Linked DNA regions of Mus musculus: region 1 is linked to region 2. The links are chromatin contacts, found by POLR2A ChIA-PET in ENCODE. All regions are on one chromosome and are shown on one strand. Each heading gives the region's core, a stretch centred on a gene start or an enhancer-like site at or near the end of the contact. The rest is flanking DNA. Distances are from core to core; before and after follow the strand shown. Region 1 overlaps Bcar1 (breast cancer anti-estrogen resistance 1). Region 2 holds the start of Cfdp1 (craniofacial development protein 1).

What was found. ChIA-PET counts read pairs that join two places held with the same protein, here RNA polymerase II (POLR2A).
Region 1: POLR2A ChIA-PET joins it to region 2 with 18 read pairs in Patski. The contact joins the enhancer-like site here to the promoter of Cfdp1 in region 2. POLR2A ChIA-PET finds 5 or more read pairs at or near these places in 2 of 5 experiments (Patski and embryonic stem cell).

Annotation. Positions count from the first base shown.
Region 1 is chr8:111,733,942-111,738,743 of GRCm38, reverse strand. All of the region lies in intron 1 of Bcar1 (breast cancer anti-estrogen resistance 1), which reads left to right. Among named protein-coding and RNA genes, the nearest start is that of Gm51589, 5.3 kb to the left of the region's middle. Within about 2 kb of position 2,808, at least 1 of the 3 ENCODE cell types and tissues checked has a DNase peak (open chromatin) inside an H3K27ac peak, as active enhancers do.
Region 2 is chr8:111,851,608-111,855,977 of GRCm38, reverse strand. It overlaps Cfdp1 (craniofacial development protein 1), which reads left to right and starts at 1,641. Exons shown (of 7, transcript NM_011801.2): 1 at 1,641-1,834. The coding sequence starts at 1,771.

The DNA.
Region 1 (4,802 bases), core at 1,559-4,058, 120 kb after region 2:
AAATTCCAAGAGGGATTTGAAACAGATTATAGTGGCAGACACGATAGTCTGGGAACATCAAGACTTCCAGAGCTATGTAATAAATGAGGAAAGGTGACTGTTGTCTGAGTGATCACAGCAACTTAACTGTACCCAGTTCCCTAGGTAGCAGGGAACTTACGAAAATGGTAGCTTAGTGGGTTAAGATCATGATACCCCCCTGGGGGTCTTTCAGAATACTACTGTCACGCCGTTCATCCTTGTGAGCTGTTTCATTTTCGTCTGTTTAGGGAGATTTTACACTGAGGTAGATTTTTCCATGTGTGAAACATGCAGGTACTAAATGTACCATGAATAGGTTTGGGCTAATGAAGAGCTCCGTCAAGATAAGGAATGTCACTATCTCCTCAGAGCGTACTCAGAGGTCCCCAGGAGGCAGCCCCTACTCTGTTTTCTATACTGACTTAGATAGACCTCTTCATTCTATGTTAGTTCTGCCTTCTTTCATTCAGCAAAATAGTTTAGAAACTGCCATCCACATGGGCATATGACTGGCTTGTGCCTTCTTGGTTGCCGAATAATATTCTACTTATGAATATACCACAGTGCGTTTAACCTACCCTCTCTGGTTGATGGATAGCTGTCTCTTTTGTTTAATGTGGATTTTAAAGTATCAGAACACTGATAAATTGTTGGTATTAGAAAGACTGATATCTTGTCATGCAACCTTGGGTCATGCCCTCAACTACTGTATCTCCCAAAATGATCTGCTCAGACCGTGTTGAGACCACAGTCTTCCCCGTTCACAGCCCTCCATCAGGCCATAAGGGTCAGTGTTCTCTCACACAGTCGTTGCAGGTTAACATTAGGCTTTTGTGTCATTTGTGATTTTTTTTCCCCCAGGGTCTCATTCTGTCCTAAGAGGTTCTGGCTGGAGGGGCTCAGGGGAGCACATCAGAGATCAGTTCTGGACACAAGAACTGTGCCTGGTTCTTTTCACCTCCCCAGCCACTCCGACTTGGTGCTCCCACTCACAGCCACTATGAGAGCCCAGGTCCAGGATACACCTTAACCCTCCAAGAAGCCAGAAGCCGGTAGCTAGAGCTGGTACCAGCTTGCCAAGAGTCCCCTCCTGCGGCACCTTGGCCCTTAGTCTACTCTTCCATTCCCAAGCTGCTCACTTGCCTGCACTGTTTATATCAGCTTTCACTGGTATCGATTGATTGATTGATTGGCATCACGAGCCTTAGCAAAAGATGCACACCTTACTCACATGCCTCCTCCTTCAAGAAGTTCCACACACCTTGTGTGAAACAACCCTTTACCCCTGCCACCTTCATTGCCCTCCTTGAGTTCTTGTCACCACAGACAGGTGTGATTGCAGGTCACACCCACCTCCCACAGCCCAAGTGTGAATTCTCAGAGGAGGGGACTCCTTCCATGGCAGTGTCCTAGTGCAACACAACACTTGACAAGCATTTGATGCTCAGACCGTGTGTGCAAATGAGAGAGGTGGATTCCATAACTTGTCACCCCCAGCATTAGCTGTGGATCTGGGGCAGCTGCATTCCAAGGAAGAGCTGCACCCAGGTCCTCAAGCGGTGTTTTGAGGGAACTTGGGGAACCTTGGAGCATCTGAAGACGGAGGAGGGAGAGCAGTGAAGGCTAGGAGATAGGTTTAGAGGTGTGCACTTGTGTTTGTGGGGGTGGTTCCTAGTGGGTGGAACTTGATGTATGGCGGTATGGGATGCTGGCATGGAGACACACCATAGTGCCCTGTGCTTGGTACAGCCCTGTGTATGTCCATATCAGTGCCTGAGTGTGAGTCCAGATGCTGGTAACGGTTGTCCTTACCACCTAAAGGGCAGTGACCAGCTGAGGGTGCCACAGCCAGCTGGAGTCATTTGTGTAGGCTTAGTCTAGAGAAGCAAATGGGCCCTGCACTGTAGGCTCATGTGGGATCCACTCTGTATATGATTTTTTTTTTTTAACAAGGGAGGAGCTGCTTTTATACTCTCTGGAGACCCTGTGACCCTGCTGGCCCTGCAGCTCACTGACTCCAGCCCCCATGCCTGCCAGCCCTGTCCGTTCTCTGCCCATCTGGGTATCTGTGGGTGTGCACGGGTGCTCAGTGGAAGCTGCTGAAGGCGTGTAGCAGATGGCATGTGAAGTCACCCCTCCGACTGAACTGCTGGTTGCCATGGGAGAGGGAGAGCAGATGGCCCAGCTCGGGAGGTCTCTTGACCACACCCTGTCCCTGCCCACCCAGCCTAGCTGGTGGAAGCAGGGCAGCCACTGGAGTTTCCCCTGGGGACAGGGACCTGTCCGTGTCCTTCTCTTCCTTGACAGGTTTCTTGCACTACTCTGACTCCTCCCTAATGCTAAGGGGACGAGAGCCAGATCCCAGAAGCAGCTTCAAGGGCAGGCACACAAGGCCTCAGCCTCTGGTCCACACATGAAGCTGCGGTGCTCAGGTCTAGCCTGCTCTTGTCTGCCAGCACACAGTGAGGCCTCTGCTGGAGGGAGGTCCTGTCTGAAATAGGCACATCCCTGAAGGCACCCTTACTGCAGGAAAATGTGAAAGGAGGGGTGCCCTACCCCCCTCCCTTTGTCCCAGAACCACACCTGAAGGGAGATGGAGCAGCTGAGAGGGGGTGCCGGGCTTCCTGGGAGGCCTGTCAGTTTGGACCCTTCTCACCCCTGGGCTCTGTCCCTCCATAGCAGGTAGCATTGCCTTCCATCCTAACTCTGTATCCGTCCAGGTCCATAAGGACTTGCCCAAAGGATGACATGGGGACCTGACCAGGAAGAAACTGGCTCCAGGCTGTAGGCCCTGCCCACCTTTCTACAGAGTCACCACTGTAATGAAGAGTGAAGGCTCTCATTGCCCATTCCAGCCTTAGAGTACAGGCAAGCTCTTTATGGCTAAGAACTCCTAAGAGTGTGTGCTCTGCTGTGCGTGGGGGCTGGCGGGGGTGTCACCTGGGATGCTTTAGGGACATGCTTAGAATGCTGAATGGGCAGTTACAGATGTACGCTCTCCTGCCACTTCCTGTGTGAGCTGGCGGAGCCACTGCCCTCTGAGCCTCTGGGAGGTGCTATTTTCCCTCTCCTGGTCCCCACAGTGGTGAGGATTAACTGATGTGATAGGCTGTGTCCTAGGTCCCTGTAGCCTTGCCCAGGTTTTGAGCTTGACCCTGTGAGTAGTCCTCTCAGAAGGAAAGAACAGCCCCTGTGGCCATTTAGGGACAACACGTCTTCCTGTCCCTGGGGCTTGCGACGCTTACCTCCGGTCTCAGGAAATCCTTTCCCACTGCCACTCCCAGAGCTGGCCATCAGCTGACCTGTCCAGCCCAGGCTTCAGGAGGGGAGAAGCTGTGCGCTTTATCTTGTGCCGGTTAGTTTAGGCCTGCTCTGTTCACTCTTCTTAGTCATAAGCCAAAACTCCTCTGTATAATTTGCTCTTTGGAAGTGGTTCTCCGTGTGGTCTTTCTTCTTGGAGGGGCTGCTTCGTCCAGCCATTCCACTAGAGTGGGCGTTACAGGGCATTAAGCAGTGATGGCTCCTCTGTGGGGCCTGCACTGCTTCTCAGGCCTGAAAGGCCAGAAGGCTCCAACCCTCTCCCCTCAGAGGGGTCCAGGACAAACCGCAATAGGCAGGAGAGGAGTGGTCTACCATGTTTACTGTGCAAACGTCCCTTCCATACCCCCGAGGACAGAGATATCCCTCTGCAGCCTGTAAGCTCATCTTTAACCTGGTAAAGAGACTCCAGGCCACTCCTGGGATGACTGTCACCTGTCCTGGAGGGTGGAAACTGTTGTCTGGCCAGGCCTGTGCAGTCTTTCTCCAGCACCGCGTCTTTGAGCTCTTCCTCTGCCTATACACCTGTGCATGCTCGGCTCTGTCTGTGTGTGTTGCACCTGTACTTACGTGAGCTTGTCCCAGTGTGTGCTTGTGCCAGCACATGCTGCCTCTGAGTGTGCCTGTGTGTGTTCAGGCATGATTAGGGCAATATTGGACTTGACCTTCCAATATTTTTGAAACTCAGCCAGCTCTCAAGCCAGCTCTTTCCACAAGAGTAAGCACTTAGGTTCCACCCTATTTTACACACTCCTTATCCATGAAGCTCAACTTCAGAGGAGGCTGGCTCCAGTGCTGGGTGCAGGCTTCTTGTTGTTGTTGTTGTTGATTTTTGTTGGGGAGATGGAAGAGAGGTGGTTTCTTGGGTCTCAGACCCCTGTCCTTTTGGAGTCAGTTTGAGTGTGGCAGAGGTCTTTAGCTCTGGAGTGTCATTGTCCCTAAGTTCCCTTTCCACTGCAGAGAAGTCAGTGAGGGTTAAGGTGTAGTATCTCCACTGTCCTCCTCTGGGTGTCAGCTCTGTCCCTCCTGGGCACAGATTGTGTGGACCAAGACAAGGGCCCCTGGACTGTGTCAGTCTCATCACTGTAAAGAGGCCAGCAGGAAAGTGTGTTGTAAAACTGCTGTGGGCATGAGTCCCTCTGCATCATGGAGGTCGGGTCGGTGTGGGGGAGGGAGGACTGCATCACTGAGCACATGTGTCCAGGCCAGCACAGACCACCGTGTGTGTGTGTGTGTGTGTGTGTGTGTGTAGAGCATCCCTGTCAGCCACCACCCTGATGGGTGCTTCCTCCCCAATAGCTTGGGAAGGGGTACTCCCCTAGCACAGTGGGGTGTCAATCCTGGGGTCTTGTTTCCAAAGCGGAAATGCCATTCCAAGGTTCACAGGCTTGGGGGGTAGTTAAGTGGAAAAGGAGCAAATTTTTGAAATGCCTGAGCCTGAGCTCAGCTCCCTTCCCCCACCT
Region 2 (4,370 bases), core at 392-2,891:
GCAGAGACAGGCGGATCTTTCAGTTCACCGCCAGCCTGGTTTACATAGTGAGTTCCAGGACAGCCAGAGCTGCACAGAGAGACCCTGTCTCAAAAAATCCTACCCCTGCCCCTCTAAAAAAGAGTATTACTATGTAGTGTTGACTGACCTGGAACACTTTATGAAGATCAAGCTGGCCTTGAACTCACAGAGATCTCCCTGTCTCTGTCTCCTGATTGTTGGAATTAAAATCGTGTGCCATCACCACACAGGGCTTTCTGCCTCATTCTGTTAAGCATCTCAGCATAAGGGCCAGAGGAGGTGACATGCTTAAATTTGAGGGCACAATTAAGCATTGGGTCACATTCTTCTACGTCACCTTCCCCAGCCCCCTTTAGATGTATTCCACACTGATATTTTGACGGCTGTGAACTCTTAGGCTGATTCCCATTGCCATCCCATTGGTCAACTCCCACCAGGTTTTACCCACTCATCCAGAGCATTGGTTGGTCCTCCCGATGTCTCTGCTAAAATTTCCTATTGGTTGTTCCTACGGATTTCTCTGCTAAGATTTCCTCATCTTCCTCCTTCATGTGCTCCGAGAGTTCGATTATTCTCAGTACAGTATGCATTATATTCTCATCACAGTTTTAAAAAAATGTGTGTATATATATATATATATAAAGGCGTGCGCCACCACGCCCGGCAGAAGGTGATTTCTGAGGGACTAGGGGCATGGCTCAGTGGGTGAAGGTGCTTGCTGCACTGTACTACATACATGCCTGGTGCCTATTGAGGTCAGAACCAGGGCGGTAGTGAACCGCCATGTTGGGGATGCTAGGAACCAAACCTAGTTTTGCTGCAGAAGCAACAAGTACTGTTAACCTTTGGGCCGTCTCGCCAATCCTCACATACTCACAAATTTAACTGCTTTTCCATCCATCTTTCCCGTTGTTTCAAAAGTGTCAATCTAGCACTTTGTGTAGTGGCTTCCCTCACAGATAAGCGGATTTCCTTTTGTCTTTTAGTGATTATCGGATTGTTGATTCATTAATGCTGAACTTACTGCCAACAGTACTTGTAACTCAGGCCTGAATGTAGCTTACTTAACAGGCCGAGTTTCTCAGGAAAGAGCGTCGCAGTCTTCTTGCGCTTAGAATATTAGACAGAGTTTCGGTAGTGTTCTTGGGAGCAATTTTAGGCAGAAAAAAAAAAAAAACAAACAAAAACAAAAATGCAGGGAAAAGGCACAAAAACTGCATTAAAGAATTCGATTCTAGCGAGAGAATTGAATCAAAAAGGCAGAGCCTCAGCCTTGCTCAAAAGTTGATGGGAACTTTAGCATCTATCTATTCAGCTTTCAGTTTTTACTCGCTGAGCATATCCGGGAGCGACATTTTAATCTCTGATTTTAGAGTTAGAAAAAATATTAGCTTGTGAGCAAATTTCAAAATAAAAAGACAAGTATAAAGAGAAAGTACTATTTCCGCAGATAAGCCATTCTCCATTAAGGACGCACGGTACCGTTGAAAACTACAAGCCCCAGCATGCATCGCTTCTGAGAGGTGGGGGTCCGGAATCCCACAAGGGCCCGGTGAGTGTAGACTGACCAATCGCAGCAGCCGGAAGTGTCGTCTCTGACCACGTGGCACTGCCTGCGCATGTGCGCTCGCCTCTAGGGCGGCCCTAGCTGCTGGTCCTGTACCCCTATGGTCTCGCCCTATATCTAGCTTCGCTATTTTGGGGCAGTGGCCGCAGTCGTGTGGGTAGCAGGCCCCAAGTGACAGCAGCATGGAGGAATTCGACTCCGAAGACTTCTCCACATCGGACGAGGATGAGGACTACTTGCCGTCCGGTGAGCGATTCGGCCTGAGGCGAAAGGAGGGTGGTTTCCACGCTTCACACCTCACTCGAGACTCTCCCGGACGGTCCCCAGGGCGTGGGCCTCGTGATCGCGAGGTCCCCACGGCCCGTGGGCTCCGGAGTTCGGGTTATCAGGACCCCGGCCCTCAGGCGGCCTGGAACACGCATGTGTCGGTTCTGCATAGCTGCTGTCCTGGGCCGCCGCCCCCTCGGAGCGCGGGAACAGGCGCGTGAAGCCCGCAGGCTGAGCGTACTACCTACCTACCGGCTGGTTCTGGAAGCCGACCCGGACATTGGAGATTGTTTTTAGGGAATTGCCAGCTTCCTTCACGTCCGAAACTCAATTGTCCGCCTCTGGGTTCGGAAGGGATCGGCTTGTTAGAAAGTTGATGTGATAATGTGTTTTCCCTCTTTGCAGGAGCTACCCATCGTCCTCTTTTAAGAACTTTTTCAAAAGTTTTATTTTTAGAGATTTTATGGCACGTATATCAGTGTTTTTTCCTGAATGTCTGTCTGTCTCTGTACATCATGTGTGTGCCTAGGGCTTCTGGGACTGGAGTTACAGGTGGTTGTAGAGCTGAGTCGTCTCGCCAGCCCCTTATTATTTTTGTGTATGTATGGCGGTGCATTCAGGTGGCCAAAGAGGACAGAAGGGGGTATCGGGTCCCCAGGTGAAGGAGTTACACTCAGTTGTGAGCCGCCCGACTCTGGAACCAAAGTCAGATCCTTTGGAATGAAGCGCACACTCTTTTTTTTTTTTTTTTTTTTTTTTTTTTTTTTTTGAGACAGGGTTTCTCTATAGCCCTGGCTGTCCTGGAACTCACTTTGTAGACCAGGCTGGCCTCGAATCCACCTGCCTCTGCCTCCCAAGTGCTGGGATTAAAGGCATGCGCCACCACGCCCGGCTGAAGCGCACACTCTTAATGGCCTAGCTATCTTTTTTTTCTTGGGGTGCGGTAGAGGAGCACACTAAGAATCCAGCTTATGCGAGGTCCAGACAAATCTTTTAAACATTTATGTGTGTGAGTGTTTTGCCTACATGCACATCTATTTGTATGTATCTACATGTATATTTAGTGTCTTCAGAGCCTAGAATAGGTATTAATATCCCCTGGAAGTCGAATTATAGACGATTGTGGACCCTTGAATCGGGGCTAGGGATTGTAAGTGGACCCTTTGAAAAAGCAACCCGTGTTCTTAACTTCAGCCAGTATGTCTTTTTTGTTTTGTTTTGTTTCGAGACAGGGTTTCTCTTTGTAGCCCTGGCTATCCTGGCACTCACTCTGTAGACCAGGCTGGCCTTGAACTCAGAAATCCGCCTGCCTCTGCCTCCCGAGTGCTGGGATTAAAGGCGTGCACCACCAATGCCCAACTACCAGTACATCTTAATACCAAAACATACTCCCTTCTCATCTTGTACCTTGCCCTGGCTTAGGCGTTTCCGTAAAGTTATTTATTCCAGTGTAGTTGCTTAGGCGAAAAGTAACTCTAGGCGTTGTGGATAAGAAAGCTAGCTGTGCAGCTTAAGATCCTGAGTTCAGATGCCCAGCACCCACAGAAAAGCTGGAGGTATCTTGTGGGTGCCTCTAACTGTGGCCTTTTGAATGTTGACAGGAGCAATCCTCGGATCTCACTGGCTTAGTGAGCTTCTGTCCAGTGAGAAACACTGTCTCAAAAACATTAGGTAGGGCTGGAGAGATGGCTCAGTGGTTAAGAGCACCGACTGCTCTTCCGAAGGTCCTGAGTTCAAATCCTAGCAACCAATGGTGGCTCACAACTACCCGTAATGAGATCTGACGCCCTCTTCCGGTGCATCTGAAGACAGCTACAGTGTACTCACATATAATAAAATAAAATAAATAAATCTTTAAAAAAACAAAAAAACCCAAAAACATTAGGTGTAGAAAGTTCTCTCACCAGTGTGGCCTAAGGCCATCCAGACACAGATGTTTATATAATAATTCATAACAGTAGCAAAATTAAGTTATAAAGTAGCAACAAAATAAAGTAGTAACAAACAAGTCATAAAGTAGGCATACAACTGAGTTTCAGAGTGGACGAAGCTGGCAATTCCCTAAAAATGTATGGTTGGGGGGGTCACCACAACATGAGGCTATTTATTAAAGGGTGGCAGCATTAGGAAGACTGAGACCTTAAAACAAGATGCCTGCCTACATCTTCCTTTAGCACCACAAACACACACACACATCACACATCATTCTTATCCATCCAATCAAAAAGTTATGTTGTGCCAGGTATGGTGGTATAAGCCTATTATAACCCAGAAACTTGGTGGGTTCTGAGACAGGAGGATTGCTGAAAGTTTGAAAATAGCCTGCTCAACGTTGTGAATTCCGGGCCCGCCAAGATAATGTAGTAAGACCCTGTCCTGGGAGAGCAAATGAGTCTGGGGAGATGCTTCAGTTGGTAAAATGTTTGCCTTGCAGGCATGAAGACCTGAATTCAATTTATAGGATCATGTGGTCAAAATGCCTTGCTGTAAATGCTCATCACGTCCGTATACTATC